Regions from separate parts of the Homo sapiens genome. Here region 1 is linked to region 2. A link is a loop called in an ENCODE intact Hi-C map of the cell type or tissue named here. Cell type or tissue: dorsolateral prefrontal cortex. All regions are shown on one strand. Region 1 holds the start of PHF21B (PHD finger protein 21B). Region 2 has its middle 67 kb from the start of NUP50-DT.

Region 1 (4,000 bases), 86 kb before region 2:
CCCGCAGGGCCCGGCTCTCCCTGCCGCCTCCGAGAACCCGGCTCTTTCTTTCCAGGAAAGGGGAGGGGTGGGGAACTTTGAGAACTGGAGACAGACCCCTCTGGGAGTCTGAGCGTGCGTCGCCCAGGCTGGCACTTTTTAGGGCGCCGCCAAAGTGCCCAGCCACCCTCCCGCCCCATCCCAGGGGGGGCCGCGATCCCATCGCTTACTTGTTTGTCGCTGAGCGCGGCGATCCGCGGCTGCCTTTCGTGGAGCTGCTTCTTGAGGTCGCCGTTCTGCGGAAACACGGAGGAGCGGGCTCAGGCAGGCCACCCGGGGTCAGGTGCACCCCAGCACCGCGGGCCGCGGCACCCCCCGCCCGGAGCCCCACGGGCGGGGCCGGCCGCAGCGCACCCCAAGTTTCCCGGGCCGCGTCCTGCACGCGCGGCGGCCGGGCAGTGCCGCGCGGGGCCGCTTACCTGTGGCTGCCGCCTCATCGGGGCAGCTCGCGGGGCGGGGCGGGGGCCGAGGCCACCCGGCGGCGCGCCCCGAGCCGTGCAAGTTTGCAGGCCGGGGTGCGTGTGCGAGTGAGTGTGAGTGTGAGTGTGTGCCGGGGGAGGGGGGAGGAACAAAGAGCCAAGTAAACACGGCGAGTCCGTGTCGAGCAAAGCTCATAAATATTCAAGTCGCGTCCTAATCTCCCCAACACACACACGCGCACGCCGAGCCCCGCTCAGGCTCCGGCCGCCACGCCGCCGCTCGCCAGCAGCGATCGCCAAAACTACTTCTGCACACCGGGCAGGTTCGCCCGGGGCGCGGGGGCCCGAGGGGAGGCCGGAAGGGGGCCTATTCGCACTCCCCTCCCCGGGACCGGCTCACGAAGGGGCCCCCTCCAGGCACCCTCCCAGTCATGCAGACCCTACATCGCTTAAGAGAAGACTCCAGGCTCGGGTCCCACGCGTCCTCGATCCCGCAAACTGTGCAGGACAGCGCCAGGGGCAGGCGGAGGGGAGCCCAGAAGGGGGTCCGCGCGTGTGCTCACTCCCTCGCCCCCCGCCCCCGGGCAGGCTCCAGCCTGGAAGACCCAGAGACCCGGAAGAGAGGATGCTGGGCTCGGGTCCCCCGACCCCCTCACCCCGCAACACACTCCCCGGCCCCGGGCCCGGCCCCCGGCCACCTACCTGGTGGCGCGCGAGTTCCACGGCGAGCGCCTCGGGCCGGCTCTGCAGCTCCATCCCGGCAACTTGGGCAGCACTTTGCGCTCACTTTGGCCCGGGCTCCCGGGAAGTTGCGCGGCTCCGCGGGGGCCAGAGCGGGCGCGGGCGGACGCGGCCTCCGGGCTGGGTTGGGGGGGACACGAGCCCCCTCCCCCACGGCCGAAAGGGAAGGGGGCTGGCGAAGGGGAAGACAGGCTTCCGGGCGCCGCGGCGCCGAGCCCTCGGCTGCCCCAACTCCTCAGGCTGCCCGGCAAGTTGCGCCGGGTCCCCGGGCTGCCGGCGCGGCCCGGAGCATGGCCCCCCCGGCGCCGGGAGCCCCGCGCAGCCCCGCGCGCGCCCGCCCAGCCGCCGCCGCCGCCGCCTCCTCCCGCGCGAGCCTCCCGCGGGCAGGGACTATATTTCCTCCGGCGCGCGCGCCTGGATCTCGTTGGGCCTCGGCAAAGTTGTGCCTCGGCACGATGCTAATTCGGCAGTGCCCGGATGGAGCGGGCCGGGGCGGCGGGGGGCGGTGCCGGGACCCTCAGCCCGCCGCGCCCCGCCCCCGCCCCGCCCGCGCCTGCGCACTGCCGCCCCGCCGCGGCCCGGCACCCCGAGCGGAGAACAAAAGTGGCGGTGGACGGGGACGCACGGTCGCCGGCTCCGGGGACTGCTCGGGCCGGGCGCTCGGAGAGGACGACTGCGGAGTCATCCTCTCCGTCCCCGGGCCAACCCGGGGAACGCGGCGCCCCCACCCCCTGCGCCGTGTAACGCCGGGATCAGGACACTTTCCGCTGGGAGGCTGCGAGTCCGTGTTTCCATTTCTCCTCACCCTGGTCCTCGGCTCCCTCCTTTCCCCCCTCCTCCGCCTCCCTCTGATATTTTATTTAAATTCTTCCGTCCCCTCCTGTCCATACCAGCGCCGCGACTTGGGGGATTAAATTAGTCGCGTCGCCACATTCCCCCGCCGCCTGATGGCCTCCGTGTTGTTTAAACAGCAAGAAAATTGATCTCTTGGCTCTTCCTTTAATGATTTTTTTTTACACGATTAAACTCTCAACAGATGTCACTGGACATTTTAAGACTCTTGTTAAGAGTCGTAAACAGGCCCGGTCAATGCGACCTAAAACAATTATAATTACAGCTGCGGAGGTCGCGTTTCAGAACCCCCAGCCGCGCAGCCAGGAGGTTAATGTCCCAGAGTCACTGTCACCACCTCGGGGCTGCCATCTTCATTCAGGTCGGAGTGCCGGGTGCCCTGTTGGCAGCAAACTGGCACGTTTGAAACACGCTGGGGAGAAAGGGTGCAATCATATGTCAAAGTAAACGTTTAAGCTGTTAAGTCGTTTTAACTTCAGATTCCTCTCCGGCAGCACAAAAAATACCCAAGCAAGCACCATCAGCAAATGTCCCTTTCAACATATGCCAACAGGTCACACATTGCTTTTGTTGGCAGAAGTTATTGGAATTCCCCCTTTTCTTTCTTTTCTTTTTTTTTTTTTTTTCAAGTGAGGACCCCAGTGTTGTTCTGCTCTCTGTTAGGGAATTTGTAATAAATTACGTGTTTGGGACCCCCAAACACAGATGGCCCCTCATCCCACAACCCAGCACCTCGCCTTCAGAGCACGACAGAGTGAGACTTAGGATATGAGTAACTATGCAAAAAGCAGAGGGGCATGTAGATGACCCTTACTTTAACCCAAATTAGTTAACAGAAACTTGCAAACAGCGCTTTAAGACTCCATAGGAGGCCGGCCGGGGGCGGTGGCTCACACCTGTAATCCCAGTACTTTGGGAGGCCGAAGTGGGCAGATCACGAGGTCAGGAGTTCGAGACCAGCCTGCCCAACATGGTCTCGACTAAAAATACAAAAAATTAGGCATGGTGGCGCAAGCCTGTAATCCCAGCTACTCGGGAGGCTGAGGCAGGAGAGTTGCTTCAACCCAGGAGGCAGAGGTTGCAGTGAGCCGAGATTGCACCACAGCACTCCAGTCTGGGCAACAGAGCAAGACTCTGTCTCAGAAAAAACAAACAAACAAACAGAAAAGACTCAACAGGAGGAGCCACTACCCTCCGGCCAGCATCTGCCTGAATCTGTGTGGGCCGAAGATGACCTGAATAACCTCTGTTGATTTAATTACGTAGGTTAAATATGTGGGTTACGGTAAGGATCATATACATGCCCCTCTGTTTTTTGCATAGTTACTTACTGTGTGAGTCTCATTCTGTCGTGCAGGCTAATGTGCAGTGGTGAAATCATAGCTCACCACTGCCTCCACCTCACCTGCTCAAGCAATCCTCCCACCTCAGCCTCCCAAGTAGCTGGGACCACAGTCACACCATAAGCCAACACTGGTTAATGTGGATGCAAAACTAGCCCGTGTTTGAAGTGGTCGTGATTCCTTTGGTTTTGCCCCAAGCAGGGAGAAGCAAGGTTCCTCAAATGCAAAACAAAGAGGCTGACTCAGGGTGCCCCAATAGGTACCCACTCCTCCCACTTCTGGGTTTAGCCCGGGTCAGGGTGGTGGCCTCCCTCCTTAGTGCTTTTGCTGGGCTGAACACCAGCCCAGGAAAGTGGACTGCCCTGGAGACCCATGCTTGGAGAGCCAGAGAGAAAGTGTGCAGAAAGAGGATTCCTACTGTAATCTCTGTAAATGCCACTGGCTTCTTGGTAAAAATTCAGAGTAATTTTATCAGCCACGTAGGGTAATTAAATCAACAGAGGATATTCAGGTCATCTTCAGTCCACACAGTCTCAGGCTGATGCTGGCCAGAGGATAGTGGCTCCGACTGTGGAATCTTAAAGCACTGTTTAAGTGCATGGTGTA
Region 2 (4,000 bases):
CCCTCTGCTCCAACCCTGACACTTCCCAGGGGCACTCAGGGACCGCCAAGCCCTCCCGCGGCCACAGCGCCACGCAGGCCCCAACTCTGACCTCTCTAACCAGCGCTCCCACTTTCCTCCTCCTCCTCCTGCTCTTCCTCCTCCTCCTCACCAGACATGTGCAGTCACTGAGCCCCTCGCCCCTTCCATTCGCCACTACTGCCCCAGCAACCCTTCCCCAGATGACCGAGATGACCACGGTGACCTCCCCACAGATCTCCTTCCTCCCTCTTCCCCCCCCTCCTCATGGCTCCAATCCAACATCCACTGGAACCATGAGCTTCTGGCAATGCCACGTCACCCTGGCTAGCCCCTGTCTTAAACCCTTCAGGGTTCTTCAGAACTCTCAGGACAGAGCTCAGACTTCTGGGTTCTCAGTATATGGTTTTGGGTCTCCTGTCCCACAGCTTCTCCTCTGGAACATAAGCTTTGCAGGGGCAGGGAACGCACCCACCTTGCTCTCTGTCCAGAACCCGGTGCAGGGTCAGCGGTCTGAAAGGCGTGTGAGTGGATAAACTCAGTCCTTTCTGCCCCAGCCTCTCATCTGACTCACCATTCCCTCTGTCTGGTGAGAAAACTCCCCACCCTTCTTCGCTTTGCTAACTCCTTGTTGGCCTTCAAAACTCAGCTCTAGGGACACTTTCTTTTTTTTCTTCTTTTTTTTTTTTTCTTTTGAGACGGAGTCTCTCTGTTGTCGCCCGGGCTGGAGTGCAATGGCACAATCTCAGCTCACTGCAACTTCCGCCTCCCGGGTTCAAGCGATTCTCCTGCCTCAGCCTCCCAAGTAGCTGGGATTATAGGTGTCTGCCGCCACGCCTGGCTAATTTTTTGGTATTTTTAGTAGAGACGGGGTTTCAACATGTTGGTCAGGCTCGTCTTGAACTCCTGACCTCAGGTGATCCGCCCACCTTGGCCTCCCAAAGTGCTGGGATTACAGGCATGAGCCACCGTGCCCGGCCTCTAGGGACGCTTTCTTCTAGAAGCTTCCCTTAATGAAATGACCTGTGTAACCTAACGTGTTGAGCATCTCATGAGAGTCAGGCAGTGTGCTGAGGTGTTGGGTGCTGTTTCAAATAACTCAGAGCCTGGATCTACCCAGGCCCTCTAATTCGAATGAGTTCCCCTGATTTGGAAGTTCAGGATGTGGATCCTCAGGCAGGTGTCTTGACAAAAACTCTCCAGGTGATTTTGCTGCACCCCTGCCGCCTGTGTCCCGAGAAGAGCCAATCTAGGAGTTGGAAGACCCACTGCCCTCTGAGCGCTGGCTGTGCCAGGCACATGTGAGATGCAGTGCTCAGCTCGCCTCTGACCCGCACACCCCATGCGGTGATAGGTGCCATTATTATTCCCATTTTATAAGATGAAAAAACTGGAGCTTAAAGGAGTTACTTGCTCCATGTCACGCAGCTGGGAAGGCACAGAGCCTTGTGCAGCAAGAAGGGATCTCAGGGCCCATTGAACCCAGGGATTCCCCACCACGCTGTATGAGAATCACCTGGGGAGCTTTGAAAGCACTCCACCTGGAGCTTCTGATTCAGCCCACACTGATATTCTTTCCCCCCCGGGGAGTCTCATGCTCTGGCAGAAATGAGAGTCGTTGACTCATCCAACACAGTGGTTTTACAAGTAGGGAAACTGAGGCTGAGAGAGTCCAACTGGCTTGTTCAAGTCACACAGAGTTCTCGATGGAACAAGGATTCAGATGGAGGTCCTTGTGGCACCCCATCCAATGTTCTTTCCAACGTACCAATGTTTTCCCAGTACCATTACTCCTTTCAGAGAGGCTAGAGGAGGCTTCCCTAACCAAAGCCATAGAAACCCAAGCCATGGCCAAGTTTCAAGGAAATGTGACCCCAGGCAGGGATCGCTGAAAAGCAGTTCCACCCAGCCTGGCATGAGGAATCACCACCCTAGCCTAGAAGAAAACAAGAAGGCTTTCTCCAGGAGGAAGCAAACCCAAACTACTCTCCAGTGCCATCTAGTGACAGAGAGAGGGGCCACCAGAGCTTTTCGCAGCCCGAAAGGACAGAACTGTCACAAATCCACACCAATGGAGCGTTGGAGATGTCTGGGAGGCAGCAGGACATGGAGGAGAGTCCTCAGATCAGAGGTTCCAGGGGATAGAGATGGTCAGAGAATTGTCACCAAGGAGGTGGGACTTGAAAGGTAGGAATTCACATTAAAGTATTTTACTGAGAAAGAGTTAGGTGTGGTGATTCCTCAAAAAATTAAACACAGAATTACCGTGTAATCCAGCAATCCCACTTTGGTAAATGCCCCAAAGAATTGAAAGCAGGGACTCCAACAGCTATTTGCTCATCCGTGTTTAGAGCAGCAGTCTTCACAACAGCCAAAAGCTGGAAGCAACCCTAGCGTCCATCTATAGATGAATGGGTAAACAAAATGAGGTCTATCCACACAATAGAATATTATCCAGCCCTAAAAAGGAGGGAAATTCTCACCTTTGCTTTGACATGGGCGAACCTAGAGGACATTATGCTAAGTGAAATAAGCCAGTCATAAAACGACAAATACTGTATGATTTTACTTACATCAGGTGCTGTGGTTTCAATGTGTTTCCCAAAAAGTATATGTTGGAAACTTAATCCCCAGTGCAGCAGTGTTGGGAGGTGGGGCTGCCTGATGGGAGGTGATTAGATCATGAGGTCCCTGCCCTCACAAATACATTCATGAAGATATTCATGAATGGATAATGTTATCGTGGGAGTGGGTTTCTTATAAAAGAATGAGTCCAGCTTGCTCGTTCTTTCTCTCTCTCCCCCCACCTTCTCTCTCTCTCTCCCCCCACCTTCTCTCTCTCTTTCTCTCTCTCTCACCTTTCTGCCTTCTGTCATGAGATAACACAGAAAGAAGGTGATATGGTTTGGCTGTGTCCCCACTCAAGTATCATCTTGAATTGTAGCTCCCACAATTCCCATGTGTTGTCGAGGGACCCACTGGGAGGTCATTGAATCATGGGGTGGGTCTTTCCCATGCTGTTCTTGTGACAGTGGATAAGTCTCACGAGATCTGATGGTTTTATAAGGGCGAGTTTCCCTGCACAAGCTCTCTCTTTGCCTGCTGCCATCCGGGTAAGATGTGACTTGCTCCTCCTTGCCTTCCGCCCTGATTGTGAGGCCTCCCCAGCCATGTGGAACTGTGAGTCCATTAAACCTTTTTCCTGTATAAATTACCCAGTCTTGGATATGTCTTTACTAGCAGTGTGAAAACGGACTAATACGAAAAGCATTAGCCAGATGCCAACACCTTGATCTTGGACTTCCCAGGCTCCATAACTGTGAGGATATAAATTTATGTTCTTTCCCTCTTGTTGCCCAGGCTGGAATGCAATGGCACAGTCTCGGCTCACTTCAACCTTCGCCTCCTAGGTTCAAGTGATTCTCCTGCCTCAGTCTCCTGAGTAGCTGGGATTACTCGTGCCACCATGCCCGGCTAATTTGTGTGTGTGTGTGTGTGTGTGTGTGTGTGTGTGTGTGTGTGTGTGTGTGTATGTAATTTTAGTAGAGACAGGGTTTCACCATGTTGACCAGGCTGGTCTCAAACTCCTGACCTCAGGTGATCCACTTGCCTCAGCCTCCCAAAGTGCTGGAATTACAGGTGTGAGCCACCACACCCGGCCAAATTTACGTTCTTAATAAATTACCTAATCTACGCTATTGTGTTATATGTTATAGCAGCACAAAACACACTAAGACATGAAGTACCTAGAATAGTCAAATTCATAGAGACAGAAAGTAGCATTGAGGTTTACCAGGGGCTGGGGAAGGAGTGGGTAGAGAGTTTCAGTCTGAAAGATGAAAAAGCTCTGGAGATGGGTGGTGGTGATGGTTGCCCAACAATGTGAATGTACTTACGTCCCTGAACTGTGCACTTTAAAATGCTTAAAATGGTGAATTTTGGCCGGGCGTGGTGGCTCACGCCTGTAATCCCAGCCCTTTGG

The links. Peaks named below come from ENCODE experiments on the same cell type or tissue, not always from the same donor. Only the 100,000 strongest peaks of a DNase experiment are listed, where the experiment ranks them.
Region 1: it touches region 2 in a loop (2.3-fold over the local background); 3 of 110 quality-filtered maps call a loop at or near these places.

The regions. Positions count from the first base shown.
Region 1 is chr22:45,008,336-45,012,335 of GRCh38, forward strand. PHF21B (PHD finger protein 21B) reads right to left here and starts at 1,670. Exons shown (of 13, transcript NM_138415.5): 1 at 1,161-1,670; 2 at 210-275. The coding sequence starts at 1,214. RefSeq lists an enhancer at 49-650. In dorsolateral prefrontal cortex, no CTCF peak of the experiment used is centred here; DNase peaks (open chromatin) are centred at 245, 641, 1,686 and 2,388; H3K4me3 peaks cover 2,606 bases; H3K27ac peaks cover 2,035 bases; H3K27me3 peaks cover 1,218 bases.
Region 2 is chr22:45,094,438-45,098,437 of GRCh38, forward strand. No RefSeq gene overlaps it. Among named protein-coding and RNA genes, the nearest start is that of NUP50-DT, 67 kb to the right of the region's middle. In dorsolateral prefrontal cortex, CTCF peaks have their summits at 2,011 (motif pointing left) and 2,210; a DNase peak (open chromatin) is centred at 2,024.